Regions from separate parts of the Mus musculus genome. Here all the other regions are linked to region 3. Evidence: chromatin loops called from intact Hi-C (ENCODE). Cell type or tissue: left cerebral cortex. All regions are shown on one strand. Each heading gives the region's core, and the rest is flanking DNA. Links, peaks and the distances in the headings are about the cores only. Region 1 has its middle 17 kb from the start of Gm39933. Region 2 overlaps Tgm3 (transglutaminase 3, E polypeptide). Region 3 has its middle 25 kb from the start of Gm52561.

Evidence for each region. Hi-C counts contacts between places; a loop is a spot of excess contacts. Peaks named below come from ENCODE experiments on the same cell type or tissue, not always from the same donor. Only the 100,000 strongest peaks of a DNase experiment are listed, where the experiment ranks them.
Region 1: it touches region 3 in a loop (4-fold over the local background); 5 of 42 quality-filtered maps call a loop at or near these places.
Region 2: it touches region 3 in a loop (4-fold over the local background); 3 of 42 quality-filtered maps call a loop at or near these places.

Annotation. Positions count from the first base shown.
Region 1 is chr2:129,908,615-129,918,600 of GRCm38, reverse strand. No RefSeq gene overlaps it. Among named protein-coding and RNA genes, the nearest start is that of Gm39933, 17 kb to the right of the region's middle. In left cerebral cortex, for the core only: no CTCF peak of the experiment used is centred there; DNase peaks (open chromatin) are centred at 4,170, 4,891 and 5,854; H3K27ac peaks cover 3,166 bases.
Region 2 is chr2:130,041,208-130,051,042 of GRCm38, reverse strand. It overlaps Tgm3 (transglutaminase 3, E polypeptide), which reads right to left. Exons shown (of 13, transcript NM_009374.3): 10 at 8,978-9,286; 11 at 6,383-6,540; 12 at 3,222-3,355; 13 at 644-2,790. The coding sequence ends at 2,643. Among named protein-coding and RNA genes, the nearest start is that of Mir6339, 30 kb to the right of the region's middle. In left cerebral cortex, for the core only: a CTCF peak has its summit at 2,931; DNase peaks (open chromatin) are centred at 2,969, 3,882, 5,369 and 6,574.
Region 3 is chr2:129,982,533-129,992,196 of GRCm38, reverse strand. It overlaps a transcript of Tgm3 not described here. Among named protein-coding and RNA genes, the nearest start is that of Gm52561, 25 kb to the left of the region's middle. In left cerebral cortex, for the core only: no CTCF peak of the experiment used is centred there; DNase peaks (open chromatin) are centred at 2,351 and 4,363; H3K4me3 peaks cover 645 bases; H3K27ac peaks cover 3,979 bases.

The DNA.
Region 1 (9,986 bases), core at 773-8,772, 74 kb after region 3:
CGCTGACAGGCAGCTCAGCAACAGACTGAGTGTGAAGAGGCGTGAGATGCCATATCTCAGGAACACGGCCGTGTGAAGCTCGGGGTCACTTCTAAAGTTCTAATACCTGTGTTACTTTGTTTAGCAGTAGCTTTGTGCTATTGGGGCTCGCAGCTTAGAACTGGCTCAGTAACATATCAATGCCATCTTGGGGTTAGCTCATTAGCATATTGAAGCCTGTCTTGGGCTTGGCTCATATCTGAGCTGTCTGGACTGGATCATTATCTGATATGTTTATCAGAGCTTGCCCTGGAGCCTGCTGCCACTCTGAGCTGCCAGGTGGCAGGCTCCTGTCTTGCGTGCTCTACATTATTCTAAGTCACACAAAATGGTTTTCAAGTTGTACATGGTTTCACGTATGTTCCTAACAACCACAAATGAAGTCTTTCTAAATCTTAAAATAATAATAATAACAACAATAACAATAATAATAATCTTTTGAAATCACAGTGCAATGAACATAGAAATCAAAAATAAAAGAAAAACCACAGAAACCATAGATACATGGCAGTGGGACAATATACTTTTTGTTTTAATGGATGGCTTGTCTACATGTATGTCTGGGAACTGCATGTGTGTCTGGTTCCTGAGGAAGCCAAAAGAGGGCTTCAAATCCCTTTGACTGGAGTCAGAGACAGCTGTGAGCTGCCATGTGGGTGCTAGGAGTTGATCCCAGAGCCTCTAGGTAAGCCACTGGTGCTCTTAATCACTGAGCCATTTCTCCAGCCCCATGGGCAACATATTCTTGAATGAACAGTGGCTAGTTAAAGAAATAAAACAAGAAAATTAAAAAATTCAATAATCAGTGAGACTGACGGCATACAGCAAAGGCAGTTCCAGAAGGCAAGTTTATAGCTTTCAGCACTAAGAGTAACAGGGAATCAGAAAGATCTCAAACAACCTGATAATAAACCTCTAGATCCTAGAGAAATGAAGAACAATCCAAACATGGAAGTAACTGATGGCCAGAAATAATAAAAACCATAGTAGCGCCGGGCGTGGTGGCTCACGCCTTTAATCCCAGCACTTGGGAGGCAGAGGCAGGCGGATTTCTGAGTTCGAGGACAACCTGGTCTACAAAGTGAGTCCAGGACAGCCAGTGCTACAGAGAAACCCTGTCTCGAAAAACCACACAAAAAAAAAAAAACCCAAAGAACAAACAAACAAACAAAAAAGTAGAAATTCATAAAGTGGAAACTAAAACAAAAAACATTTAAAATTGACCCAATAAGGCAATTTTTTTCTTTGAAAAAAAAAAAGAACAATATTAACACCTAACTTATCTAACCAAAGTGAGAGACAAAAGACCCCAATTGATAAAACAGAGATGAAGAGAGAAGTTACTAGAGATTCATTTTGATGAACAGAATCCTTGGGGAGAAATTTGAAAACTTAGATTAATCAATTCCCAGATACATACGACCTACCGAAATTAAATCAAGAATATATAAACAACTTAGATGGACCCATGACAATCAATGAAACTGATACAGTTATGAAAAGTCTCCCACAAAACAAACAAACAAAAAAACAGGATGAAAAAAGGACAAAGTCAAATTATCCCTGTTTGTAAATGGCTTGCTCCTATACTAAAAAGGTCCTAAGGACCCCTACCAGAAAACTTTTAGATTTCTTAAACACTTTCAGCAAAATAAGAGAAGACAAAAATCACTTTTGAATATGCTAATGACAAGCTTGCTGAGAAATAAAGTAGGGGGAAAATCCCATTCACAATAGCTTAAAAGAAAAAAAAAAAACAAGATCTAGACAAACTCTTAGTCTGTACCCAATCATGAAGTGAAGGACCTCTACAACACCTTAAGAAGTCAGAGACATTAGAAAATGTCAAGTCCTTCTATGCTCGTGGATTGGATGACTCATTCTTTGGCTACACAGCAAGTCCAAGGGCCATCTGGGACACAGGAGATCTTGCGTGTGCACACTCGCACACACACACACACACACACACATACACGCACACACACATATGCCAATGAGATGACTCAGTAAGGAAAGGCTGTCAAGCAGAATGGCCAGAGTTCAGTCCCCAGGACTCATACGGTAAAAGGAGAAAACGGACTTGCTTGAGTTGTCTTCTGACTGCCGCAAGAGCCCAACAACACATGAAGGATGTGATAATAAAGAAAATTCTTTAAAATTCACACTGTTGAATAATCAAAGCTATGGATGTATGAAAAGCCTTGTGGAAGTCCTCTGCTCTGTAAGAGCTGTGACTTGGATGAGAATGTCCTTACAGGCTCAGGTACTTGAAGACGTGGTCCCCTAACAGTGGCACTGCTTGGGGAGGTCCCGGAACCTCTAGGAGGCAGAGTCTTGCTGAAGGAAACATCTCACTAGGCACTGGTGGCTTTTGGGAGTTGTAGTGTGGTCCCACTTGCCATCTGCTGTTTTCAGCAGGTTGAAAATGTTTCTCTTATCACCCTGCTCTGGCTACCTGCTGCCATGCCTTTCCTTATTATGAACTCTGACCCTCTGGAGCCATAAGCTCAAATAAACTCTTCCTTCTCTAAGTTCCCTGGCCATAGGAATTTGCCATACCAACAGAAAAGTAACTAATATAATAAGCTAATATATTTATGAATACATATTCAAATTTCACATATACATATTTTAATTGAGTTACTCTTTATGTGAAGATAATATTTCCCCCACAAGTCAGTAAGCAGCACCCCTCCATGGGCCCTGCTTCAGCTCCTGCCTCCAGCTTTCTGCTCCATGGGCCCTGCTTCAGCTCCTGCCTCCAGCTTTCTGCTTGAGTGCCTCCCCTGATTTCCCTTCATGATGGATGGAGATTTGAAATTTTAATAAAGCCTTTCCTCCCATGAGTTGCTTTGGATAATGCTATTTATCAAAGCCACAGAAAGCAAACTAGAACCAAAATTGGCATGTCAGTTGGGTAGGCTATTGCTGTGACAGACCTGACCATGTTGTTTTGGGAGTGATTTTAGAAAGGTTTGGGTTAGAAAAACTATTGAGTTATAAGAGTGTAGTGGGCTCTTATATGGAAGCTTATAAGCTAAGAATGTTGAAAGAAATGCAGGCAATAGAGGCCTGGTTTGTGTATTTTCAGAAAGAGTCTATTGGTCTGTTTGTGTGATATTTTCCATTAAAAATCTGTATAATGTGAAAAACCTGTCCTCTACTGAGGTCATGGATGCTACTTAGCTGGGGCACAAAGATCAGCTGTGAATAATAAGAGACCAGAATCACTGAGGAAAGACCTTCTGGAAAGTATTTCCTCAAGGTCAGCACACAGATGCTGTGGTCCAGAGGGGCTGCACTTCAGTCTGGCCGCTGAACTTGGTAACGTGCAAGTCCATCATGAAATGTCGACTTTGACAACATGGAAGCTTTTAGGACTGAACAGGTCATAGAGGGAAGCTGAGGCTTGGGCTTAGTACACGTGTCAAAGTCAAAGTTCCAAAAAAGAGGTCATTAGTGGAGGTACAGCCTCAGTTGCAATGTAGACCCCAGGAGATTAGAGATCCTAGTACTATAGGATGCCTACCAAAGTCAGGGTCAGGTATCCAGGCAGAGCTGCCCTGAGCCTGTAAGCTGTGACGTCCAAGTTGGAGAAGTGGAGCTAGCTGGCAGAGCTTTTGGACCTAGAAGATCACGAGTCTCAGATGTTGGACACTGAGTTACCCTTTTGGGCTTTACTCTTTCCTATACCCAAATTCTTTCCTTTTGTAATAAGAAAGCATAAAACTTGGTTTTTATTTTATAGGAGCCCGTGGCTAAGAGACTTTGAACATTTAAATAGACACTGAAATTGAAAGTATGGGTATTTTGAAACTTGTAAAAGCTGTACTTTTTTGTTTACCATAGTGATGTGAGATATATTTGCGTGTCTAGTTGACAAAGGATGGGGTCTTCTAGTTAGCTTCAGCTGTCAGCTTGACACAGCTCAGAGTGATCTGAGGGTGTCATCTAAAGGACGGCTTCCATCAGATTGGCCTGTGGACATGTCTTTATTGCTAATTGATGCAGTGGGGCTCACCCCACTGTGGGTGTTGCCGTCTCCAGGAAGGTGGGCTGGGTTGGATCAGAAAAGCAGGTGGAAGAGAGCCAGACAGCAAGCCCATAAGCAGCACTCCACAGTCTCAGCTTCAGTTTCTGCTTGCGGGTGTCTGCCTGAGTTCCTGCTTTCACTTGGAAATTGCCACAGTTCATTTTCGTCACGGTGTTTATCGCAGCAACAGAGAAAACTGGGACAGGCAAATAAACCCTCCTTTTGGTGAGGATATTTTTCTCACGACACCAGAAACGAAACTAGGACTTCTTGTTGTCCTCCACCAGAAAGACCATAAACCTAAATACAGACCTTATTTTCCTGGCTCTCCTTTGTCTAGGGATGGTCACGTACCATAGCTTTGGTCATGCAGTCGCTGACTGAGTGGAGTTTGATAGTGAGTTCTGAGGAAGCTTCTGATTTCCTGATGAAATGAGACAGACTCAACACATCTCTCAAAATGGCAAAATCTGAAACGCCGATAATACCAAACACTCTGTAGGAAATGTAAGGGATATACTGTATTTTCTATCAAAGGCTTCAATGAGACAAAAAAAAAATCATATAAAAATTGTAAAGAAGCCATTTGGAAGAAATTCAAATTCCTCTAGGGTCAGCTGTAAGAGCCAAAGTTATGTTTCAAGTGTTTTAGTTGTAATTACTATGATTCAGAGACCCATGAAACAAAAATGCCTGCAACCTGGAAACCCAAGGACAGAGATTTCCTGAAATGCTGGAGGTTATTATTTACTGGAGGTCACACATATGTTTGCTTGACCCAATCTCGGGGACATGATGGCCACATACAGGTGGGAAGTACGTGGGCAGGAAGTGCGTCAGGATATATGCTTGTCCCTGATTGGACATGACGGGAAATAGGGCAGCCTTATGTGTTTGCCTCCATAAGCACCTGCAAAATGTGACTTGTGGACATTTTCTAGGAACCCCAGAATGGATCTGGCCAGAGTCTGTCATCCTGGCCAGTATTTAATTAAAGCTTGCTTCACAACTGTGGTAGCAGCATAACTCTTGACTAGTGGATTTAAACACAGCCCTTCTTGAAGTCAAAATACATGCTCAAGATTGCACAAGGTTCTAAAGATTGCATTCTGCTTACTGGCTGTTTATTATCCAATCTTGTAAGAATGTCAGGCTGAGGCTTGGACCACTCAGAATGAAGCAAAGAACTCAGTTGCTTGGGGGGGGGGAGAACCAAAAACACAGACACCCCCCCCCCCAATGTGTGTGCTTCCCTGCTTAGTTTGGCATTGATTTGGGGTGGCTATGGACTCTCCTTCAGAAGTAAAATTTTTTTGCCTTACCTAAATGTTTAGACTATGTAGTCATTTTCTTGGAACTCCAGAGCCATTTCTAGCACCTGAAGCTAATTCACTGATGGAGTTGAAGAGTTTGACAATTTCAAACAAAAATAAATATAATCTTAGCAACACTCAAAGGATTTGAAACACGACCACAAAAATAAACTGCACATTGAACTGGTCCTGGTGCTATAATGCCTACGATGTTAGTACCGAGGAGGCTGAAGGAGGGGGGTATGAGCCTGAGATCACCTTAGCTCCACAGCAAGACTGCTAAAAAACAAAAACAAAACAAAACAAAAACCCAAGCAAGCAAAATAAAATCTCATGCACATAGATGTTCCTAGCACAATTTACCCATAATTGCCAAAACTTGGGAGCAATCAAGATGCTTTTCCTTTCGCTAGGCACACGGCAAACACACCATCTGGAAAGCTGCAGGAGGCATGAGTTTCGGCTTCTGGACTCTTTAAGATTATGTGACTCAACGACGATTCCTGAAGCATCAAATCAGAAAGCCAGACACAAGCCGCGTCTGGTAGTATAGAACTGCAGTTCTAGCTACCCAGTAGGCTCAAACAGAATTGCAAGTTCAAGGGCTGCCAGAACAACTTAGTAAAACACGGTCTCAAAACACAAAGTAAACCAGCCCTGAAGTGTAGCTTACTAGTAGAGCACTTGTTAGCATGTGTGAGGCACAGGGCAGGTGTAATCCCGAGTTCAGAAAGCCAGAGGACGGGGAGGAAGAGGAAGAGGGCTAGACAAGGTCATTGAACTTGAGAAGGAAAGGAGGTAACTGATCTTAACACAGTTTCTGAGACAATGTTCAGTAACTGTTAGCTGCCATGTGAAATTCACTATTATGAGGACTTCTTGGCTGGGTTTTCTCTTTCCTTTAACATTTCCTAAGCCGATATGATATGGCAGACATTAAAAAGACCACGAAAAAGACTACTGTCTTTTGTGAGCTATTAATGCAATAGTCATGGTGACAGTACATTGCTGTTTTGTTTTGCTTTTTAAGGCAAGGGTTTATTTTTCTACATCCATAGTTAAAAAGGGGGTTGTTATTTTGTGGGTACCTGTTATGTAACAGGTAATTATGAATCCTTCAACAGCAGTATCTCACTTCATCATTACAACAGGCTTGTGGGGTTTTTTGTTTGTTTTAGAGATGAAGAAAATCTAACTCAGATATTTTTCTCAGGTCACACCACAAGTCGCATGCCACAATGTCACACACCTCCGGGAAACTATTAGTAATCCTTTAACCTAGTAGATTAATCTTAGGATAAATAGAGATTTCGCTCTCAAGTGAGGGAAGGCCTCCTGAAGCACAAATCCAGATGTTCTTGATCCAGTTAAGGAAAGGGGGAAATCCAGGAAGTTCACGGCTGGGTAATCCCACCCAGGTCAGATTTCGGCAACAGTGAGTTTTAGATTAGCTGCCAGCTGGGCTAGAAGAAGGCTTTAAAGGATAAAGCTGGAGTTCCTTGTTTTTTATTTGTGGTGGAAACGGTTTCGCTGTACCCTCAAGCACACTGGCGTTTTATTGACTAGAGATTAAAGTGCACGTCAGGAAACTTCCTCTCCAATCTCAGGCTCGCACGCACGCACGCACGGCACCAGCGCCTGTCACGGTCTCAGCAGCCATCACTTGTTCCTGCTGTTCCTGATGAAGAGATCATTTTTACTGAATACACTGCCTTGACAGTAGAGGCTAAACGCAGCTAATACCCTTCGTACAGAGAACCCTAAGGATGGGTGCGGAACCAGTAGAACCTATTCAACTTCACACAAAGAACCAGCTGCACAAAGTCCACCTGACTCACAGCCCAGACATTTTTAAGGGCATTATATGGCCTCTTTCAGCTGTGTAAAAGTCAAAAATTCTGAGAAGAAATGTAAGCAAATGCCGGTAAGGGGCTGAAAGTTCTGGTGGAGGCAGGAATAAAAAGCAGTTCTTTCCAGCTTTACGAGGCAAGCAACAGTGATATCAATTTGCTGGGTGTCCTGGTTAGGCTTTCTGTTGGTGAGATGTGACACCGTGACCAAAAGCAAGTTGGGGGAGGCAAGGGTTTCTTTGGCTTCTGTTTCCACATCCACAGTCCCTCACTGAAGGAAGTTAACCTAGGAATTAAAACAGGCAGGAGCTGATGCATAGACTGCGGAGGAGTGCTGTTTACTGACTTGCTCTTCATAGAGTGGTCTGCCTGGTTTGTTTCCTTCCTTCCTTCCTTCCTTCCTTCCTTCCTTCCTTCCTTCCTCCCTCCCTCCCTCCTCTTCCTCCTTCCTTACTTTCTTTCTTTCTTCCTTTCTTTCTTCCTTCCTTTCTTTCTTTCTTTCTTTCTTTCTTTCTTTCTTTCTTTCTTTCTTTCGATATTTTCTTTATTTACATTTCAAATGTTATCCCTTTTCCAGGTCTCCCCTCCGGAATCCCCCATCCCATCCCCCTCCCCCTGCCTCTATGAGAGTGTTCCTTCACCCATCTACCCACTCCTGCCTTCCTGCCCTGCATTCCCCTACACTGGGGCATCGATCCCCCTCAAGCCCAAGGGCCATTCCTCCCACTGATGTCTAACAAGGCCATCCTCTGCTACATATGCGGCCAGAGCCATGGGTCCTTCCATGTGTACTATTTTGTTGGTGGTCCAGTCCCTACGAGCTCTGGGGGAATCTGTGGACCTGGTTTCTTTTTTTTTTTTAATTGGGTATTTATTTTATTTACATTTCCAATGCTATCCCAAAAGTCCCACCCACGCTCCCCCACCCACTCCCACTTCTTGGCCCTGGCATTCCCCTGTACTGAGGCATATAAAGTTTGCACGACCAATGGGCCTCTCTTTCCACTGATGGCTGACTAGGCCATCTTCTGATTCATATGCAGCTAGAGACACGAACTGGGGGGGGGGGGTATTGGTTAGTTCATATTGTTGTTCCACCTATAGGATTGCAGATCCCTTCAGCTCCTTGGGTACTTTCTCTAGCTCCTCCATTGGGGGCCCTGTGATCTATATAGAATCCAGGACCACCTGGCCAGGGATGGTAGCTACCTACTCACCATGGGCTGGAGCCTCCTCCAAAAACCACCAAGAAAATGCCTTACAGCGGGATCTTATGGAGGCATTTTCTTAATTGAAGTTCCCCCCTTTCCAGTGACTCTAGCTTGTGTCAACTCGACATAAACTAACCAGCACAAAGTGTAATAATGCAGAACTTAAATAGCATTTACTGCGTGCCTACTGTTGTTCTGGGGACTTTATAATACTGTCCTAATTGTGTTAGAGGTACTATTGGCCTTATTTTTCAAAGAGGCAAGGTTAACTTTAAGTGCAGAGGGGCTAAGTGACTTGTTTACAGGAATCTAGAAGCAACAAACATTTACTGAGTCATGCACCAGAAACTAAGCCCAGGAAGTATATACTCTGTCCCATTTCCTTGCTTAATACTCAAAGTAGCCTTAAGATATTACTATCATTGTCGTTTCTTTCGGATAAAGCCTGAGCCCAGAGACCATACCCTTAATCACACACTAGGTTGCCAAGAGCAGGGGAACAAAAACAGACTGAGAGTGAGTGGACTCGGAATACCATAGAGATCTAATGTTGATCTCAAGGAGCCAGGATTGCAGCCCAGAACCCAGGGCAGAATGCTGTGCTTTTGAGCTACTGCTCTCTGCCCTTCGCGAGATGCACTCATGTTCTATGCCCTCCGCACACCGAAGCTGAAGCCATCGCCACCTGCGTGAGCCACCCTAACCAGGGGAGGAAACGCGCCAGCCACTAACACCTCCTTCACCCCTCTCCTGGACGCAAGTATTTCCCCACACCCGCAGCCTTTCGCACATCCCTCCCTCCTCAGCAAGCTATGGTGAACCCAAGCCTCAGTTGCCATGGTGAAGGATGCGTGAGGAGCCGGAAGAGGTGGGGCCATGACCAGGACCCTCGAAGGGTCAGTAAAGCCGGCTGAGATGCCTTTGAGTTGCCATGGTGATACAAGCTCCCTACAGGCGCGGGAAGGCGCTCTTGGGTAGCAGTCTGTTCTCTTAAAGAGGCAGAGAAACTTGGCTTAGTCCTGGGGTTGCCATGGTGATGCTAGAGTGGCGCCGAAAGAGGCAAGGTCCGCGGCCCGCAGGGTCGAGCACGCGCCGGGTTTGATATTCTGTTTACTGTTCCTGGGAAGGCTCCCGGCTTTATCATAATCCTACTAACGACAAAAAGTCTTGATGGGGCAGCGACTCTTCCTGGGCTCTGCCAATTCCAGATTGAATCGACCCGAAGCTGCACAGTCCTAGTTCACATCTCTTGTCAGTGCCGGGAAGTCTCCTGTTGCCATAGTGATGAGTGATCCAGCACCTTGTCCTTGCTTGTGAGTTGGAGAAGCCCAGGAAACCCTTATGCCGGCCCTGCCAACACCCTGGACCGGGCTTAAGGAAGACAATCTGCTGCTTCCCGGACCACTCATGACTTTACTCTGTCAGTGGATGTGCAATAGTGTAATAGGTGGACCGAACCCTGACACTGCGGAAATACTGACTGTTAAGGCCACTTAGTTTTATAGATATCCTACAGAGTATTTAATGTCTCCCAACTCTT
Region 2 (9,835 bases), core at 1,836-9,835, 57 kb before region 3:
AGGACTCAGCTAGACGAGCCTCCTGTGGATGGGAAGTGCTGAGGAGCTCTGGATTTTCCTATCAGAAGCCAGAGCACTAAGGAGTCTATTTTACTTCAGCCTTCACTGGAGGCTGAGGCAGAGCCTCTGAAGCAGAATGGATATCCTTATCCCCAACTCAAGGTGAATGGCAGGCCCCAGGAGTCACCAAAAGAGAAAGAGACAGAACTGTGAGGTTGCAAACAGAGTTATAATCCTCCTTTCTTCCATAGCTGGGGACCTCTCTGCAGTAGAGACTTAGGGCCCAGCTGCCCTCAGCCACCAGAGTCAGGGCTAGGTAGGAGTTCTGGGGAAAGTTTGGTGTTGGGAGCAAATGTGGATACAGATGCAGGTGCTGCCTTCCCCCATGGGAAGTGGGATGCGGGAGCAGCTTGCCTGGTGGGAAGGGAAAGGCTGGTGAGCACAGCACACTTGTCGATGCACATTCACTGGTGGGCAAGGGGATGTGAGCCTCCTGGGCCAGGAGCTGGCCTGAAGCCAGCATACAGTGCTTCTGTACTCTTCTAGGGCAGTGCAGCAGCATGTGAACCTCTTGGGCCAAAGCCGTGCTGTCTATGTTAGAGGGCAAATTGTAAACACCAGCTCCCAAAGACAGGCATCAGTGCCAGTGAAAGTCACTTTAGTCATTTTCCTTGTGACTCCCCCCCTGCTGTAATTCTGCAGATCAAACAACAGGAAGGAAAGGAAGGAAGGCAAGGATGACTTTTCCTTCACAGTCACCAGGGAGGCCTGAGCTGAGTATAAAGGGAGCAGGCTTTGGGCCAGATGTGAAGTGGCAATTTCTGTTTGGAATAGTTCCTGAAATTTGTAAAAATGAAACAGAACGGCCTGACTGGGACTGGTCAGAACATCTATGGGTGAACTAATGGAGTCTGCCTGAGACTATTTTGGTTGTTTGAGATAGGGTCTCAATAGCTCGTTCAAGCTGGTTTTGAACTCATGATCCCCTTGTCACAACTTCCCAAGAGCTGGGAATGCAGGTGTGTGCTCAGTTGCTGGGGGTTATTTCAACAGGCAAATGCTGAGGCATTGTGTTTGAGTTTGTTGAGGGCAACAGTGCTGTAGCTGGCTGACAAACACAGGCTCTTCTGGCTACAGGGAGCAGAGCCTGGCCCAGGGGAGTGCTATAGTTTGAGGGGGTTTGAGTTTTGACCGGAGGCTCATGAACTGGAAGCCAAGTTCTCAGTGTGGTTATGTTAAGAGGTGATGGAGAGTTTCAGGAAAGGGGTACCAGGCAGCCATTATGGGTACTGCTTTCCGGAGGGATACACAGTTCTTATGAGACCCAGTGTTATGAGAATGGATTGTTGTGACATAACAGCAGTGGCCCTACGTTCCTTTCTTCCTTTCTTGCCATGTAACTCTTTCCTCTTTTATATATGTCTACCAACTGCCATGATGTCCATATTAGAGCCACTGTCATCATGTTTCAACTTTCATTCCTCCAATTTGTGAGCGAAACAGCCCCCTTCTTTGGATATGGTCCAGCCCCAGATATTTCGGTAGGGCCACAGAAAATGGGCCAACACAGCAGAGAACAGTCCTGTGTGGGCAGATCCCACTTTGCCTTAAGTGTCCTGAAAAATACTTGGAAGTTCTTTCTCTTTCTGAGACCTGCACAAAGGTCCCAAAGAGTTTCCTAAGCACACACAGTGATTAGGGCAGAGGTTCTCAACCTTCCTAACGCTGTGGCCCTTTAATACAGTTCCTCATGTTGTGGTGACCTCCAACCACAAATTATTTTCATTGCTACTTCATAACTGTAATTTTGCTACTGTTACGAATGATAATGTAAATATCTGCATTTTCTGATGGTCGTAGGCAATCTCTTTGAAAAGGTCACTCAATCCCTAAAGGGGTCGGGACCCACAGGTTGAGAACTAGTGGCTCAGAGAACTACTGCCTCATTTCACTTGGGGCATTATGGCAAAGTTTTCTAGAACCAGCTGGCAGTGGTTCCCTATTTTTGCCCTTGAAGCCGCAAAGGGCTAACACATTTCCTGTGGACATCTGAGCCAATGGACAAGGCCTTCCTGAATCTGGGCTTTCTCTAGAGGAGGGGACCCCAGCCCCTCGCCCTCAGGCAAAGCAGCCGGTTGGAACTGGTGGTGTATGATTGCACTTGTTTGGCATTTATTTTGACTGTAAGGGTGCGAGTGGTGTGGTATGTGACTACTCCCTGCCTTCCATAGAGGCTGAGGGAGGAACAGGGTATCCATTTTGCAGGCTGGGATCAGCAAGCAGTCTAGGCTGCCTTCTTCCCAATTTGTGTTGAGCTCCGATGCTGCTCTGTCTGCAGCATTGCCGGCTATAAGGGATCAGTGGGGTCAAGGGTTCACAGAACAGGCCGTCTCCAAGGGAAGCAATCAGGAAATGTGCAAAACTGATCAAGTCCCAGACCAGGAGGGACCTGGCCTAGCTTGAAGTGAGGGGTGGGGGTGGGGTTGAATGGGGGGTTGGGGGACTTGCTAGAAGTCCATGTCTGGCAGCCTTGGGGACATGGAGGGCTTCTCAGGCTGGACAGCATAGGCAACAGTTTCACTCCACAGGAGAGCGCTGTCTGGTCTGTGTCACCGACGTCTGTGGGAGTGCTGCTGGGTCGGTCACTCAGAGACATCAATGGGCAGCATGGCCTTGATTGCAGGGAATTTATTGCAGGAAAAGTCAGCGAGCAGTTGCTTGGTGCCACTCCGAGTGGGGAAAATCTCAAATCGGATGCGGGACTTCTCCTTGGGGCGCAGGGATGGCACACTGGTAGGGAAGGGACAGAGATTAGTGTTGATGTGAAATCCAGAGGGCTCAGGCTACATGGGCCATAGAGGACTCCAAGTCCTGTTCTAGTGGAGTCAGGCAAAAGCCACTATTTCTTCAGCGCCCTCTAGCTGCCTCTCGGGGTGAGCTGGTTCCCTTTGACTCTGTGACAGCCAGCTAGGGAGGGGACAGGTAGTCTTATGGTCTCCCAAATACGCTAAGCCCTGGAGATCAGATTTTAGCACTTGCAATGAAGACTTCAAGTTCGATGAACTCCAAACCGAATGCAGATTCTTGAGTGCCAAGGCCCACAAAGAATGAATCTGCAAGGCCAGAGGGTACTCTGTCTGTCTACTACCTACAGGCTCTGGGTAGGCCCTCCTGCTCGACTCTTGTCCACCCCCACAGAGCTGCTTGGGCCCAGGACTTACTCAATCTTGAGGCTGCCACGCAGCAGGCCGCTGCCCTCCACCAGCAGCACGCAGTTATTCACCGGCTGGTCCAGGGGGTTGGAGAAAAGCATCTGCACGTTCACGGGCTTCCGCACATGAGCCTGTTCCAGCACCTGGAGGGAGCGCCCATGAGTTAAGATGCTAGGTATGTGGCCCCTGCCAGCTCCCCTGTGAGAGCTGAGCGTGATGATAGGGTGAGAGAGAGATGTGCCTAGGATGATGAAAGGATGGCCACTTCATTCAGCCCTAAGTACTAGATGGCATCCTAACCTCCATGTGGGGTAGTGAAACATTGCCATTATCCCCACACTGTATATGGGAAACAGCTCAGAGACCTGTGTTGTTCTCTGTGACTGGGAGCATATACAGAGACAAGCTCACAACCCCAGCTCAGTTAACCAAGAATGGGCAGCTATGGTTTCTGAGGACAGCTTGCTGCCAGCTAGTTTTCTTGAACCTCCTACTTAGTGGGTTTTTTTTTTCCTTAAAAAAATTTGGGGTGTGTGTGCACAACAGTGTGTGTGTGTACACTCAGGAGGCTGGAGTCACAGAAAAGGACAACAGGATCTGGGACCATATAAGTAACACAAACTTCTTACTCAGCCTGAAAGGTGAGGACTGTTGTTTATCTGCTAAGCATCGGCCATGATCTGGGCAGACATAGCTGGTGAGGAGGGATAATTAATTCTCTCCCCGCCTAGCAAGGAACAAATGACGTCACGGAAAGGGAAGAGAGTGTTTTGGAAATAGATGCTGAAATGGTGTGACTAGTACATTTCTCTCTTCCTTTGAGAACCCTGGAGGCTGTTGTGTTTGCTAGTTAGTTGTTTGTTTGTTTGATTTTCTTGTTAGTGCTCATGGCTACCACTGTATGGTGTAAAAGAGCAAGTTCAGACTAATTTGACAGCTTGGGAAACTCACACACTGGGAAACCAAAGGGTCTGCCTGGTCCTAAAGCCTAGACGAGTTTTTGACAGACATTGCAATATATCAGTACACAGTATATCACAGTACACTCTGAATAAGTGAAGCACATTACACATTGTGATTACTTCTTCTCTCCCTTGGAATTCAAAGTATATTAAATAATTAGAAGACAAGAGCATAGTTTTGTGCTGTTGGTATGCAACAAGACTATATAAATAGTACCATAGTCTTACTGTTGATGTTAAATGTCTACATCTGTATATTTAATTATCTTTGTTGCTGTTTATTAACCAAGTCTATAAACACACTCATTTATATTTTCAAGTGTCTGTTTCTTTATGGTTATATATTAACTTGGGTCTATAAGTGCAAGCAGCAGGCTGGATATGGAGTACTAGTCATGAATTTGGAAGACTCACCACTTTGGAAAAGGTCCCCAGGTTAGCCTATGTTAATTACTAATCAGTAGATAAGATAGTGGGATGGGACTGATGAGACAGTTAAATGAGATAAGAGAATTTTACCTAGAACATTATCATTTTCTATAGATTCCTTTCATGAGTTTGAACTTCTGACACTGCTCTGGGTGAACCACACATTGACTTAGTGGCCAAAAATGTCTCTGTTTTCTAGACTCTTGACATCAGGGAAGGGTGTGTTTGAGAGAGGGAAAGTTGGGTGTATCATTTATTTATTTATTTATTTATTTATTTTTGTTTTTTGAGACAGGGTTTCTCTGTGTAGCCCTGGCTGTCCTGGAACTCACTCTGTAGACCAGGCTGGCCTTGAACTCAGAAATCTGCCTGCCTCTGCCTCCCAAGTGCTGGGATTAAAGGCGTGCACCACCACTGCCCGGCTAAGTTGGGTATATCTTATAAAGATTGAAGGAAGTTTAGTACAGCCTTTACCGTGACAGCATCAGTGATAAAGATGTTAGAGTGTCTTTAAAGATAAATCAGATGTTATGCGGAAATCTAAAAATTGAATAGGAATATATGAATAAAAGATGACTATGTAAGGATGTTTGAGGATTAGGGAGTAAAATGGGGGGGGAACTAACTTAATTTAAATGCTCATCCTTTTAGGACAAAATATTTTTTATAGCTGAGCTGCTCACCACCAAGTATTGCTGTCACCACCAAGTATTGCTGTCACCTAGCTTTGGGAGTTGGAGAAAATACCCAGCAGTCCAACATCTTGCAGAGACGGACAGGGAGAGCTTCTTGGAAGCTCCTTGTGAAGCAAAAGAGGCTGCACCATGCAGGAGCACCATGCAGGAGCATCATGCAGGAGCACCGTGTAGGAGCACCATGCAGGAGCACCATGCAGGAGCACCGTGCAGGAGCACCGTGCAGGAGCCATCCAGGAACTGACAACAGCTTCCCTCTGGGAAAGGAGGGGTGGCAGCCCAGAGCCACAAGCTCGGCTGGAGCCATGGCCCGTGGAGGATGTTGTTTCTGTTTGATGAGGTTTATGTGGTGAGATGACCCCAGCAAAGCATTAACACTGACTATCAGACAGGGGCACAAATTGTTATACGAAGGTGTGCGTTCAATGGGACAAACGTTTAGAATGACCAGGCCTGATCTGTGAAGATCTGTCAAGCGTGGCTACCCTGAGGAGGTGACACCCTACAAGGAAAGCATCTCTTCATTCCTGACAGAGCTGAAGCAACAGGCTTAGCTAAAGGGCTTGCTCACTTCCCAGGCTGACAAATCCTGGAGCCCAGATACAAGGCCAAGTCTCATTAGGAGTAAGTCTCAAGGCTGGAATTACTACCCCATAGTGACTGTCTAGTCCTGAGGTGGGACCACCCCTGTCCTGAAGCACAGTGGACTAAACAGGACAGCAAAGCAGTATCTGCATGGGAAATGGGACCCTCTATCACAGTGAACACTCTGGGGCCCCTTTCCTGACACCAAAAACCCTAGAAACTAGGGGCACCTTAAGAGAGGTGGGATCAGGGTAGACACAACTACCTGGATCCTGTACCACGGGGACTCAGGAAGCCAGCAGTGGGATTATATAGGAAGAAGCAAGCACTATATACAGGTACAGTAGACAAAGTGTGACCAGATCCAAAAGGCTCTTATGTACATCCCTAGGGGAAAAAAACCTGCCTTTCCTGTTCACTTCTTCGTGGCGAGTGGGACTCTTGGAACTCTTGGGGGGGGGGGGGAAGGGAGGAGGGGGCGCCCTTCCCATCCTCTTACCTCCAGGGTCAAAGCAGGATTATCCAGGATGACATCCCGTTCCACCACCACCTCAGCCTCATCGGGCACCTTGCAAACAGCTGTGATCCGGATCATGTTGTCTGCCTTCAGGTATCTCTCATACTGAGAGTATGCGATCTTCACAGGATACTGTATTTCTGGAGGGAGAAGCGGGTAGTGGGTGGACTGAGCATGGAGCTGAGCTCTGGGATCCTCTCTAGAACGGAGTCGAGGTGGGCTGAGCTGGCAGGAGGCTCTGTATGTTGCCTATTGTTTTTAAAGCTTTCAGCACTCAGGTTTTGTGCAGTTTGTTGAGTTTGTGGTTTTGTTGGTTTTGGTGTGGATTTTTTTTTTTTTAATCGGGAGGTGGGAAGGGGCAGAGTAAGGGACAAGGAGGTTCCAGGATGCAAGCATGTAAGCTTGCATCCAAAACAGAGGGACTTGAAGAGCTGAGTGCGCTGCCCCTCCCAGGCCTGGGAAGTGTCAGAGGGTGAGTGTCCTCATAAGAGACAGGGAAGAAGGATGCTAACCTATTGTCCTCCCATGCCTGGGAAATGTCAGAGGGTGAGTGTCCTTGTAAGAGACAGCGAAGAAGGATGCTAACCTATTGCCCAATGGCAGTGGCAATCTGAGTGACAACACAGTAATGACTAGGCAGGGAGGCTGAGGCATTGGCTAAATGCTTCAGTTCTCTCAGTCATCTAATAAGCTGTGATCCTAGAGTGACAGTGTCCTCGGCTTCCTCCCCCTGGGCACTCCTGCTTCAGAGCTGTTCTAGGAAGGAAAAGGTTTTCTAAATCATGTCTCTCCTCCTGCGCTTCCCCACAAAAGCCTTCCATGATGTCTTACTGCCTCAAGGATAAAGTTCAGACCCTCAACTTGGCCCTGTCACAACTGTGCAAAAGGCACCTCCTCCTTAAAGACACCCCGCACTTCTTCATGGGTCTATACATATCAGGCTTGTTTCCGCCATACTTCTGACTTGTGGGTTTTCCCTTAATGGGATTTCCTCCTCTGGCTTCTCTTTAGGCCTCAAAGAGAAGCACCCTCCGTGGTGCTGGAGACAGAATCCAGGGCCTTGTGCACACTAAGCACATACTCTATCAGCGAGCTACGCTTTCACCCCGCAAAACCCTCCAACACTGCAGATCGTGGGGCTCTCCCTCTTCAGATGGTCTTGGGCATCGCTTTCCTTCCCCGGCTGTGCTCCATGGCCTTGAGGGGTAAGACAACTGGGAGAAGGTTCCCTCTGCTTCTACGGAGGGGATTGGCTACAGCAGTCCCTCCTACTAGGGAGAAGCAGTTCTCAAATCAGTTGATGCAGCCTCCTCAATGGTCTGACTCTGAAGCTCAGAGATGGAACAAGACTCACTCACATTTGTCCAGGAAGCGCCTGAGCGTCAGGCTCCAATGCCCACTCCACCTGCTTTGCCTTCCAGTCTGCTGGGGTTTTTTGTTTGTTTTGTTTTGTGTTTTAACAGAGGATGAAAATTTTTCCCCCTTCATATGGGATATTTTTGGTCTACAGAAATAGGTAGCCTTCTTGCCTAGCATCTGGGAGACCCTGGGCTCCCCTTTTTTTTTTTTTTTAATTTTTTAGGTGTCAGAGGTAAATAACACCAACAGTTGCTTCTGACACTGACATTTCTGCTGGAAGGGATGCTGCCTCTTAGCAGAGGTAACACAGCTCAATATTTCTTGGAATTCTTTCAGGACAGGCTATATAATTAACCAGTTTCTATTAATTCTTGATGTGAAGCAAATAGTCACCCCACCCTTGTCAATCTGCTTTGTCAGCCCAAACTTTTCATAACAGCGCCAGGATTTTGCCAATGCCGGCACACACCTATGTTCTAATCCCACAGAATCAGTCTCCTTCTGTTCTGCCTGGTTTCCTTCCCATCTCTGCTGCCCTGGAGCAACAAGTCACTGAACCTCCCAAATGCTTAGCTATCCAAGAAAACCTGTCACTGTCATCAGGAAAATTGTACCCAGAGCCTGAAAGCTATGGGCAACATGGGGCAAGGATTTAAGACTCTGGGATCTTTCAAAGACCACCCAAGGTCAAACCTACAACAGAACTGGGGCAGGGGGCAGTGAGAACAGGAAAACAGCTACAAAGCCTAGCAAACAGGAGGTGACATCAGGACACCAAGGACCAACACCTCAGCACTGGCCCTTAATCACCATGGCACAAGCGAGTCACAAGTATCCGAAGCCTTCTGTTCAATTCTATAACATGAGGCTTGAAATCACCCCTTTTTAAAGAAGGTCAGATGAGGTTACATTCAATCTGAAAATCATGCAGGGTGGCATAAACCTGTACAGGGCACTGTGATGTGGCTATGAACTGCTGAAGCCTCCCTTCTTCCTTTGCCAGGGCACAACAAACATGGAGTTACCACCACAGTGACTGTCCTTGCTCATAAGACAGCAGCTTCCAGAACATCAGAACTAAGGCTTTACCCATGGAGGCTGTTCACTACTCTGCCCACAGTCAACCGACTCACGGGAAGCAGTAGGATCCCATCAGTGAGCAACTCTTTTGGGCCCTAGATTGATTGAGTCCCACCAACTACAGGATGAGTCAGTTACCTTCTTCAGGATCCAAGGATATTGTGGCTGAGTCCTTCCACACTTCGTGGACAAGGGTACCATTGTAGACGATGGTCCAGGCTGTCATGTTCATCGTCACTGTCTTCCTGTCATTAGTCATGTTTTTGAGCATCAGGGACAGACTGACTTCTTTGCCTACTGCCAGTATCCCCGTGACCTTGAACTTCCCAGAAATGCTGGGCTCCTTGTCTTCCCCTTCTGGATTCCTCGAAGATGTTGCGCCGAAAGATGCGTTAGGTTTGAGTTTGTCCAAAGCCTTTTGGTGCACTTGTCTTTCCTCACTGGAACCTGTGCATTGGCGAGGGAAACAAAAACTAAACAAGGGTACCTCAGAGATATAGCTGCAATTCAGACAATGGACAGTGCGACCCGCCTGGAAAGTGGCCTAGATCTAACATTGACACTACTTCTACCTGTCCAAAATGCTCCCAGCAAGGGTCTAATCTTGTCAGGTCTCCATTAACCCTTCTTAGTATAAGGCTTCCAGGCCAGCTGGGCTGTGGTCCCTTTTCAATCAAGTCTATACCCTTGGGAAGCCACTGAGAAAGCTAGGTCAGTTTCTGCAAACATTACTATGGGGCTTCATTATTTCCTTGTTTTAAGTTAGTTTTTTTTTTCATTTTCTACCTCCCTTCCTCCCTCCTTCCTTCCATCTCTTTCTCACTTCCTTTCTCGTTCTTTGACTGGAAGGTCTTTTCCTGAGACTTGAAGAACAAACCGATCATTTAAAAGCAGACAACAAAACTGAATGGAGAGAATTGAGAATGAATCCATAAGCAAAGCCAGACTCAGGAGGAAGAACTCCAAATCCCGTCCCCACGTTCCCCAGGCTGTGTC
Region 3 (9,664 bases), core at 1-8,000:
CAACAAACATGTGGTACATTTGAAGAGTGGACTATTATTCAGTTATTAAGAAAAAAATAAAACTATAAAGTTTGTAGGTAAATGAATGGAACTAGATACAAACATCCTGAGTGGGGTAACCCAGGTCCTTAAAGACAAATGCTGCATGGTTTCTCTTACATGTGGACACCAGCTTTGAAGCCTTAGATAACGCTTATTTCACTTAGAATATCCACAGAGGTTAGGTAGAACCTAATAGACCAAGGGAGAGGGGGCGATTGTCCAAGGCAGGGGAAATAGAATATTGTGTCATAGATGAATAAATGGAAAACTGGAATAGGAAGATTAAATGGCCATGAGCATGGGTGGCCAGGGTAACGGAGGGAATGTGGGTATGGACTACTAACAATAAGGGCCATTGAGAAGACATATGGAAAGCTATTACTCTAGAAGTATAAGTGGAATTTATATGGTGTTACCCTGTAATGTGGGAGATAATGGCCCATAGGCTTGCTACCCAGTAAATCTTTCATGTCCAGACGTGGATTGCACCTTGTTGAGTGATTGGACTAAGGAGTCTTATAGACTCTCCCAAACATTATAAGCTATCACCAAGGTTATTGATCACCCATCACAACCTGACAGTAAGACCCTAGTGCTGAATATAGCATGTTCTTATATAACCAAACATAGGAAAGATCTAACTGGTACCCAACTAGAAGATTCTCCTCTACTGAGTAGCTTGAATAGTGCTAAAAATACACGCTACCAGAAGAGAAAAGTTATTTTCAATCTCACAGAGCTATGAACTCTGTGTAACAATGACCTACCTGCAAGATATACTAATACAGCAGTGACATAAATGTCATGGAAATAATCAACCTTTTTTTTTTAAATTGGACTTAGGGATCATTTCATAAGATGGAATCCATACCTGACACTGTTATGAGACCGAGAACCTAGACTAGACAGGCCACTAGCCTGGAGGAAAACCAACTACTGTTATTCTTTTAAAGAATGCAGCAATAAAAATACTCATAATGGCATTGATATATTTGTAGATCAGTGCATCACTAAAGCCTCCTTAGAGATACTTCTTTGACAGAAAGTAACAGAGACCCACAATTGAACAATATAGAGACAGTGAGAGACTATGGAGAACTGGGCCTTAAATGGGATGATTTTATCAAACCCCTCCCCTCAAGGCTCAGGGATCTACACTGGTAAAGAAGCAACAACGTTGTAAGAGCCAGAGGTGTTCGATGATGCAAAGGAAATAATGTCTTCCAGGCACAATCGGCTTGATACACCGATGAACTCACAGAGGCTGTGACAGTATGCACACGGTTTGCACAAATTCAAGCCAGACAAAATTCCAGCATGGAGAAAGGGAACTGGGCCTGTGCTGGCTAGATTTAAGTAAAGTTGACACAAACTACAGTCATCTGAGAGGTGAAGACCTCAGTCAAGAAAATGCCTCTATAAGACTGAACCGTAGGCAAGCCTGGAGAGCAAGTTCTTCATTAATGATTGATGGGGAAGGCCCAGCCCATTGTGGGTGGAGCCACCCCTGGGCTGGTGGTACTGGGTTCTATAAGAAAGCAGGCTGGACCAGCCACAAGAAGCAAGCCAGTAAGCAGCACCCTTCCATGGCTGCTGCATCAGCTTCCTGCCTCCAGGTTCCTGACCTGGTTTCCTTCAGTGATAGACTACAGTGTGGAAGTTTAAGACCAATAAACTGTTTCCTACCCAACTTGCTTTTGGTCATGGTATTTCATCATAGCAAGAGAAATCCTAACTAAGGCCCAGAGTCCCTTAACTAAGAAGGTATTTGTAATTGTTATCTGCTAGGAGAGTGAAAATCAGTTTTCTCCAAGGGAGTGATATAGGATATATCAAACACACTCCATCGCAGGCCTCATGCTCAGAGGTAGCTGACCAACACAAAGTGAACGCTACATTTTTTTGTGTGCTTTGTTGTTTTGGTTTGCTGTTTTTGTCTTTTTGTTTTTGTGGGGGTTGAGAGAGAAAAGAAACACGTAGTTGGGTGGATAAGGAGGTGGGATAGATCTGGGAGAACTTCTGGGAGAGAAAAATATGATTAAGTCAGTAAATAGTAAGAAAAAAGTAGAAGGCAAAATACTGAGGGGTCATGAATTCTGGCTGTTATAGCCAGAGGCCCCAGGAGCCATTACATGAATTTATGAGCTAACAGAGACCCCAGGATGTTGGAGATGCCAGGACAGTGGGATGTCTGCCACTGAGACAGAGGAGCTGGCTGTTCTGAAGACAGCAGAACTGGAAATATGCAAACCCTTCAGAGCCTGGAAAATTCCATCATGTCCCTGATATGGAATATGGAGCTGAAGAATTTGCCTTGCTGGATTTGGGTAGTGCTTGGCTTGGGTTCCTTTGCCCATACTTTATCCGTGGGAGACGGGTATGTTCATGCCATATCATACAGGAAGTGTGAAGATTGTCTACTGATTTTGTAAGGATTCAGAATTAAGAAACTTCCTTGGGTCTCAGAAGAAACTGTTTTCTTTTACAAGATGATGGGTGATACCAAGCCATGTCCTTCCTTCCTTAGTCACCAGGGAATAATCCAAGGAGATCGGAAAAACAAAAGGCTATCAGAAGAGTGGGGAACAGTCTATAAATGTGGGGGGAAGCCATCCCTAGGGTAGCAGTGGGATGAACAGAGAGAGATGTTAAGAAGGCACTGCTCAGGGTTGGGGATTTAGCTCAGTGGTAGAGCGCTTGCCCTGGGTTCAGTCCTCAGCTCTGGGTGGGGGGTAGAAAGCACTGTTTTTCTCATCGCTGGGTGCTCAGCACTGGGCAAACGGCAGAGCAGAAGCAAGTTGCCATTTCAAAAATTCCAGCTGTGGTGGTAGCTTTGCAGTTACAGCCCCTCCGATTATTTATATCTCCTCTCCTATTTGCTCCCGCAATTCCTCTTTCTATTAACAGTCTTCTGCACTTTCTATCAACCTAGTCTAGAATCACTAGTCTTCCTCTGCCTTTCTCTTCCTATCCACTCATATCTACGATAACAAATATATTAGCATACAAAGTACTGTCAAGGTCCCTTTACATCCTAAAATGATTGGCACCCAGGTGATTTTTTTTTTTTACTTGACTACTATGCAATTTTTCTTAGAAGTACTACTGCTGAGTAGTGACTTTTGTGGCACTGTTCTCAAGGGAGTCCTGGGGATAGAGCCTGGATAGCAGTCCAGCAGTCTGAAAGTAACACATTAGCTTATTACTTTCTAACCCCTCTGCAACATTGCAAGCACTTCCACGGAAAGAAGAAAGGTGACTTAAATAGAAATTATAACTTAACTACAGTTGTGTGTATATCATCACAAACACAAGTAACATCAAAAACATATCTTTGAAAATTGACCGTCCCCATGGTAAAAAGGGACACAAATAAGGACTTATATGAAATTACAGACAAAAATTCAAAAAATATTATTAATAAATAAAAGTAGCCAGAGACACAAAAAACTCAGGGATGAGATCCAACACAGCACAAATATCTGAATGAAACAAGGAAGTAAAAAAAAAAAAGTGAAAGTAAAATTCAATATAAAGAGAGAGGAAATTTTTAAGGAAAATCAAATACTGAAAACAAAAAATTCAATAAGGCAAATAAGATGCTTAGTGGAAAGTCATACTAATAAAATAGGAGAAAAGTATATCAGGGCTCAAAACCAGGTAGAGGACTTACAATTCACTCAAGGATAGAGATAAGCTAATTAAAATGTACGATTGATGCAATGATTTTGAAAAGTATCTTGACTAAAAAAAAGTCCTGGCCCAGATGGATTCACTATCGAATCTATCAGACCTTCAAATAAGAGTTAATATCAGTGCTTCTCAAACAATTCCATAAAACAGAAAAATGCTACAGAACTATGTTTATGAAGCCAGAGTTATCTTAATTCCAAAGTAAGAATAAGACATAGCAACAACAACAACAAAGAAAGGTATAGATCAATTTCCATAATGAGCATAGATTTTTAAAAAAAACTTAAAATACTTGCTAACCTAATTCAATAAAACATTGAAAAGTTCAGTTGTCATGATTCAGGAAGCAGAGATACTTCAACATATGCAAACCAATACATTTAGGGCATCTCATAAATAGACTCAAAGACAGAAATCACATGGTTATTTCCATAGAAGCAGAGAAGACTGCTGACAAAATCTAGCAGCCTTCTATGGTAATAGCTCCGAGGAAAACACAGAAGAGGGAACAAACCTGAATGAATAAAGGCCTTGTACGACAAACCTGCATCCAATATTGCATCAAACTAAGAAAATCTCATAGCATTTCCACTAAAAACAAAGAGGACAAGACAGGGCTCCAATTTACCCTTGCTCGGTGTGCTGGTTGGCATCTAAGCTGGAGCGGTAACCAAGAGAAACAAAAGAAGACATGCAAATGGGGAAAAGAGAAATCAGAGGCTCCTTATTTGCAAACGCTCTGATTCTATATATGGCTGCTCCAGAAAACTCTTAGAAACGGATAGACACTTTCAGCCACCCACATGGTAGAAGAGAAAACTAACACACAAAGCTCTGTAGCCTTCCTATATACCAATAACAATATAATAAAGAACAATCAAGGGAAACAATCCTATTTACAATGGCTTCAGAACAAAACAAAATACCTTGGAATAAACTTACCCAAGGACGCAAACAAGCTCTATAATGAAAACTTTAAATCACTCAAGAGAGAAACTTAAGAAGATTCTAAAATGACGAAAGACTCCTATGTCCTTAAATTGAAAGAATCAGTATTGTGAAAATGGACATCTTTAACCGGTGGTGGTGGCCCATGCCTTTAATCTCAGCACTCAGGAGGCAGAGGCAGGTGGATCTCATTGAGTTCGAGGCCAGCCTGGTCTACAGAGTGAGTTCCAGGACAGCCAGGGCTACACAGAGAAACCCTGTCTCGAAAAAATTAAAAACTTTAATCCCAGCACAGACTGGCAGATCTGTGTGAGTTTGAGGCCAGCCTGGTCTACAGAGTGTGTTTCAGGACAGGCAAGGCTACATAGTAATATGTTGTCTTTAAATAAATACAAACTCCAATGTATTGAGGACCTTAAAACAACACCATAACCTCTGAAAATTCTAGAGGGAAAAGCAGGGGCACCACTTCATGATACAGGCAAAGTCAAGGTCATTTTGAGGGCTCATGTTGCTCATAAAAGAAGACCAATAAAATTTAAATGCTTCTGTACAAAGGAAGTTTTTAAAGATTTTAAATTTTCATTTATGTATGTGAGTACACTGTCATTATCTTCAGACAGACCAGAAGAAGGCAGCAGATCCTATTACAGATGGTTGTAAGCTACCATGTGGTTGGTAGGAGTTTGAACTCAGAACCTCTGGAAGAACAGTTAGTGCTCTTAATCACTGAGCCACCTCTCCAGCTCTATATGAAGCTTTTAATTGAATAAAATGGTAGCCTGAAGAATGGGAGAAAACCTCTACCTGCAGGATGTACAAAGAATGCAACAACAACAACAACAAAATTTAGTTTAAAAAATGGACTGAAGAGTTGAACAAAAAATATTAAAATAGAAAACACAAATATCCACTAAGTATTCTTTAAGTGTTGACATCTTTGGCTATCTTGGAAATGCAAATTAAAATTACTCTGAGATTCCATCTAAGGAGTGTCCCAATGTCATTATCAAGAAAACAACAAATGCTGGGAAGGGTGTGGAAAAAAGGAAAAGTCATTCAGTGCTGGCGGGAACACAAGCTGGGGCAGCCATCATGGAAATCAGCGTGGAGGTTTCCCAATAAGCTAAAAATAGGCACATGATCAAACTATGCCACTGACTAGGTGTCTAGCCGGACGACTCTACGTCCTATTCATAGATATCTGCTTATCTGTTTCTTTCAACTGTGTTCATAGTAAGAAGGAGATGGAATCAACCGAAATCTCTATCCATACCTGAGTGAATAATGAAAACAGGATGCATATACACAATGAAATCTAATTAGCCACAATGAGAAAAAGAATCATACAAGCTGCAGAAAAGTAGATGTAACCAGAAACGATATTAAGTAAGACTCAGGAAGACAGCCCGGCAGTGGTGGCGCACACCTTTAATTCCAGCACTTGGGAGGCAGAGGCAGGTGGATTTCTGAGTTCAAGGCCAGCCTGGTCTACAGAGTGAGTTTCAGGACAGCCAGGGCTACACAGAAAAAACCCTGTCTCGAAAAAACAAAAGAACAAAGACTCAGAAAGACAAATGTTCTTGCTCATTCAGATCTTAGCTTCTCACTTTCTATAGATTCATATCTTTGTGAGAGTGAGGGAGAACATGTTCCAGGAAGCCATAAAGGGGCCCGTAAGAGGAGAAATAATTACTTTCATCAGAAAATTACCCTGTAATTAAATCTCCTAGCTGGTATTTATTTAAAACCCAAAAGTTTGTGATTAGTTAGATTAGCTTCTGGCTGTTTCTGAAAAACGTTAAATTCCTGCTGATGCTCCTGTTAGAACTTCTGCTTAAGTTCTCGTGAGGTGGTTGGTTCAGTAGGTAGGACAGCTTGCCAGTGTGCCTTTTGACTTCAATCCCAAGCTCCCACATGGTAGAAAAGAAAGGATCATTTCTTTCATAAGACATAAGCTGTGCTCTGGCCTTCATGTGTGTGTCAAACACACACACACACACACACACACACACACACACACACACACACACACACACACACAGAGAGAGTAATAAATGTTGAAAGAATTCCTGTTTAAATTTACTTCCAGATATATTTCTTCCTCTGACCTGCAACATTACTTAATGTGATTCTCAATCTTCCTAATTAATACGTTTCCTCATGTTGTGGTGACCCCCAACCATAACATTATTTTCACTGCTACTTCATGGCTAAAATTTTGCTACTGTTATTAACTGTAATTGATATGCAGAATATCTGATATGAGACCCCCTAAGGGGGTTGTGACCCATAGGTTGAGAACCGCAGCTTAGTATGTTGTGGAATTCTGTAATGCTCATTTCTATATATCAACTCTTTCTGTTGCTTCCTTTATTATGATCTTTATGTCTTTCACCCTTCATTAATTCTTATTATGTAAATTTAAATCTTATAATAAAAATTTGACCAGAGCAACAACAGTGTGCAAACAGAATATGCAAGTTTTTTGAGATGCTATGAAAAGACTGAATCTATGAACCATGAACATAGAAAAGTTCCATTCCAAAGACATCAGAATATTTCCAGTAAAATTATAACACAAAATTTTCAAAATCTTGGGAAACAAATGTTCTTCCCAGTACAAGAAACATATATAACATAAACAGATAGGACCATAAGGAAATATCCCATATCTCAGAACAGTTAAAACACTAAATGCACAGAACAAATAAGTTGTAATCTTTTAAAGCTGAAAGAGAAAAACGCCGAATCACAAATAAAGGCAGGCTCATCAAAATAACAGCTATTTCTTGACAGAAACTTTAAAAGTCAAAGATCTTGGGGTGATGTACTTCAGTTCTGAAAGGCCACAGCTGCCAACACACACTATTAAACCTAACAAAACTATTGGCCGTAATTAAAAGAGAAAGGAAATCTTTCCATGATAAAAACAGGCTAAAGGAATTTTGACTACTAACCCACCTCAACAGAAGATTCTGGAAGAAACTCTTTGGACTGAAGAGAAAAACAAATGTATCTAAGAATCATCAGGAAAGAATGAACCATGCTAGAATAGTAGTTAAGCAAATGAGGATTGGGAAATTACTAAATACTACAAGTTGAAATGATACACACCTTTCAATAATAACTCTAAATGTTAATAGTCTCAATTTCCCAATGAAGAGGCACAGAATAGCACTTGGGTTAGAAAACAGGATATATGGATATATGGATATATATATATATATATATATATATATATATATATATATACATACATATACATATATATGTATATATATATATATACATATACACACACATACACACACAGTGTGTGTGTGTGTGTGTGTGTGTGTGTGAGAGAGAGAGAGAGAGAGAGAGAGACCAAGAAACAGACCTTACCATTAAAGTTACACATTCCCTTGAATATAAGGATTAAATCAAAGTATTCTATGAAAGGAACTAGGAGACAGGAAAGCAATATTGTTCTAACATTTGACAAAACTAGATAGAAGAGATTAAGAAGATCAATTCAGATCAATTAAAGAGATAGTCTATTAAGAGGTTATCACAATTCAAAACATGTATGTATGAGTGAGTATTTCATCTATAAACTCATATGTATAAATACAATGAACTTCATGTAATCTATTCTATTCTGCTATATGAATGACACACAACAATAGTAGACTATTAAAATACCCCATTCTTACCTTTAAACAGATCTTCCTAACAAAAATAAACAAAGAAACATTGGAATTAAATGACATCATAGATAAAAAATGGAGCTAACCTAAATATACAAATCATTTCATGTAAACATGACAGAATACCCTGCCTGAGAAGCCCATGGGACTTTCTCTCAAACAGAGCTATATATCATGACATAAACCAAGTAGCAGCAAAGACAGGAAATGTAAATAACTTCTAATACTATGATCACAAAGAAATAAAACTAGAAATCAATAGAAAGAAAATTACACAAACCCGTGGAGACTAAACAAAACATCTATCAAATGGTGAATGATCAATGGTGAGTGGAGTGATAAAGACATCAAGGAAATTTTTAGACTAGATTGCAGATGAAAACACAATGTATCAAAACATCTGGGAGACAGTGAATGCAGGCCTGACACAAGCTCATAGCTCCACTCACCCACATTTAACAATCTCAGAGACTGTCAATAGCTTAAGGATATGGAAAATCAACAAGCACAGCCCCAAATCAGTCAAAATAATAATTACAGTGGAGCAGAACACAAAGAATCAATGAAGTGAAGGGTTGGTACTTTGAAATGGTAACTAAGATTGATCCTTAGCCAAACTAATGAAAAGAAAAGGAAGATCCAATTTAATAAAATGGGAAATGAAAAAGCACCCAATTTAATAAAACTAGAAATGCAAATTTTAATATCATAAAAACATACTCTAAAAATATATTTTATCAAATTAGAAAATTCTAAAGAAATGAATGAATTGTTAAATGCCTATGACCTATTAAAGTTAAAATTAAAAGGGCACAATTTAAACAATCTTTAGAATAAGCAATGAGATTAAAATCATTAAACATACACACGTAAGTATACACACACACACACACACACACACACACACACACACACACACACCCCTTCACAACTAAAGATGTATAGACCCAGATAGTTCACTACAGGATTCTACCAGACCTTCAAAAGATAACAAAATAAAGCCGGGCGTGGTGGCGCACGCCTTTAATCCCAGCACTCGGGAGGCAGAGGCAGGCGGATTTCTGAGTTCGAGGCCAGCCTGGTCTACAAAGTGAGTTCCAGGACAGCCAGGGCTATACAGAGAAACCCTGTCTTGAAAAACCAAAAAAAAAAAAAAAAAAAAAAAAAAAAAGATAACAAAATAATCTCAAATCATTACAAAACAAAACAAAACAAAAAACAAAACAAAAAGAAAAGAAAACACCACCAAAATCATTTTACAAAAGCTGCACTGCTCTGGCATTGAGTCC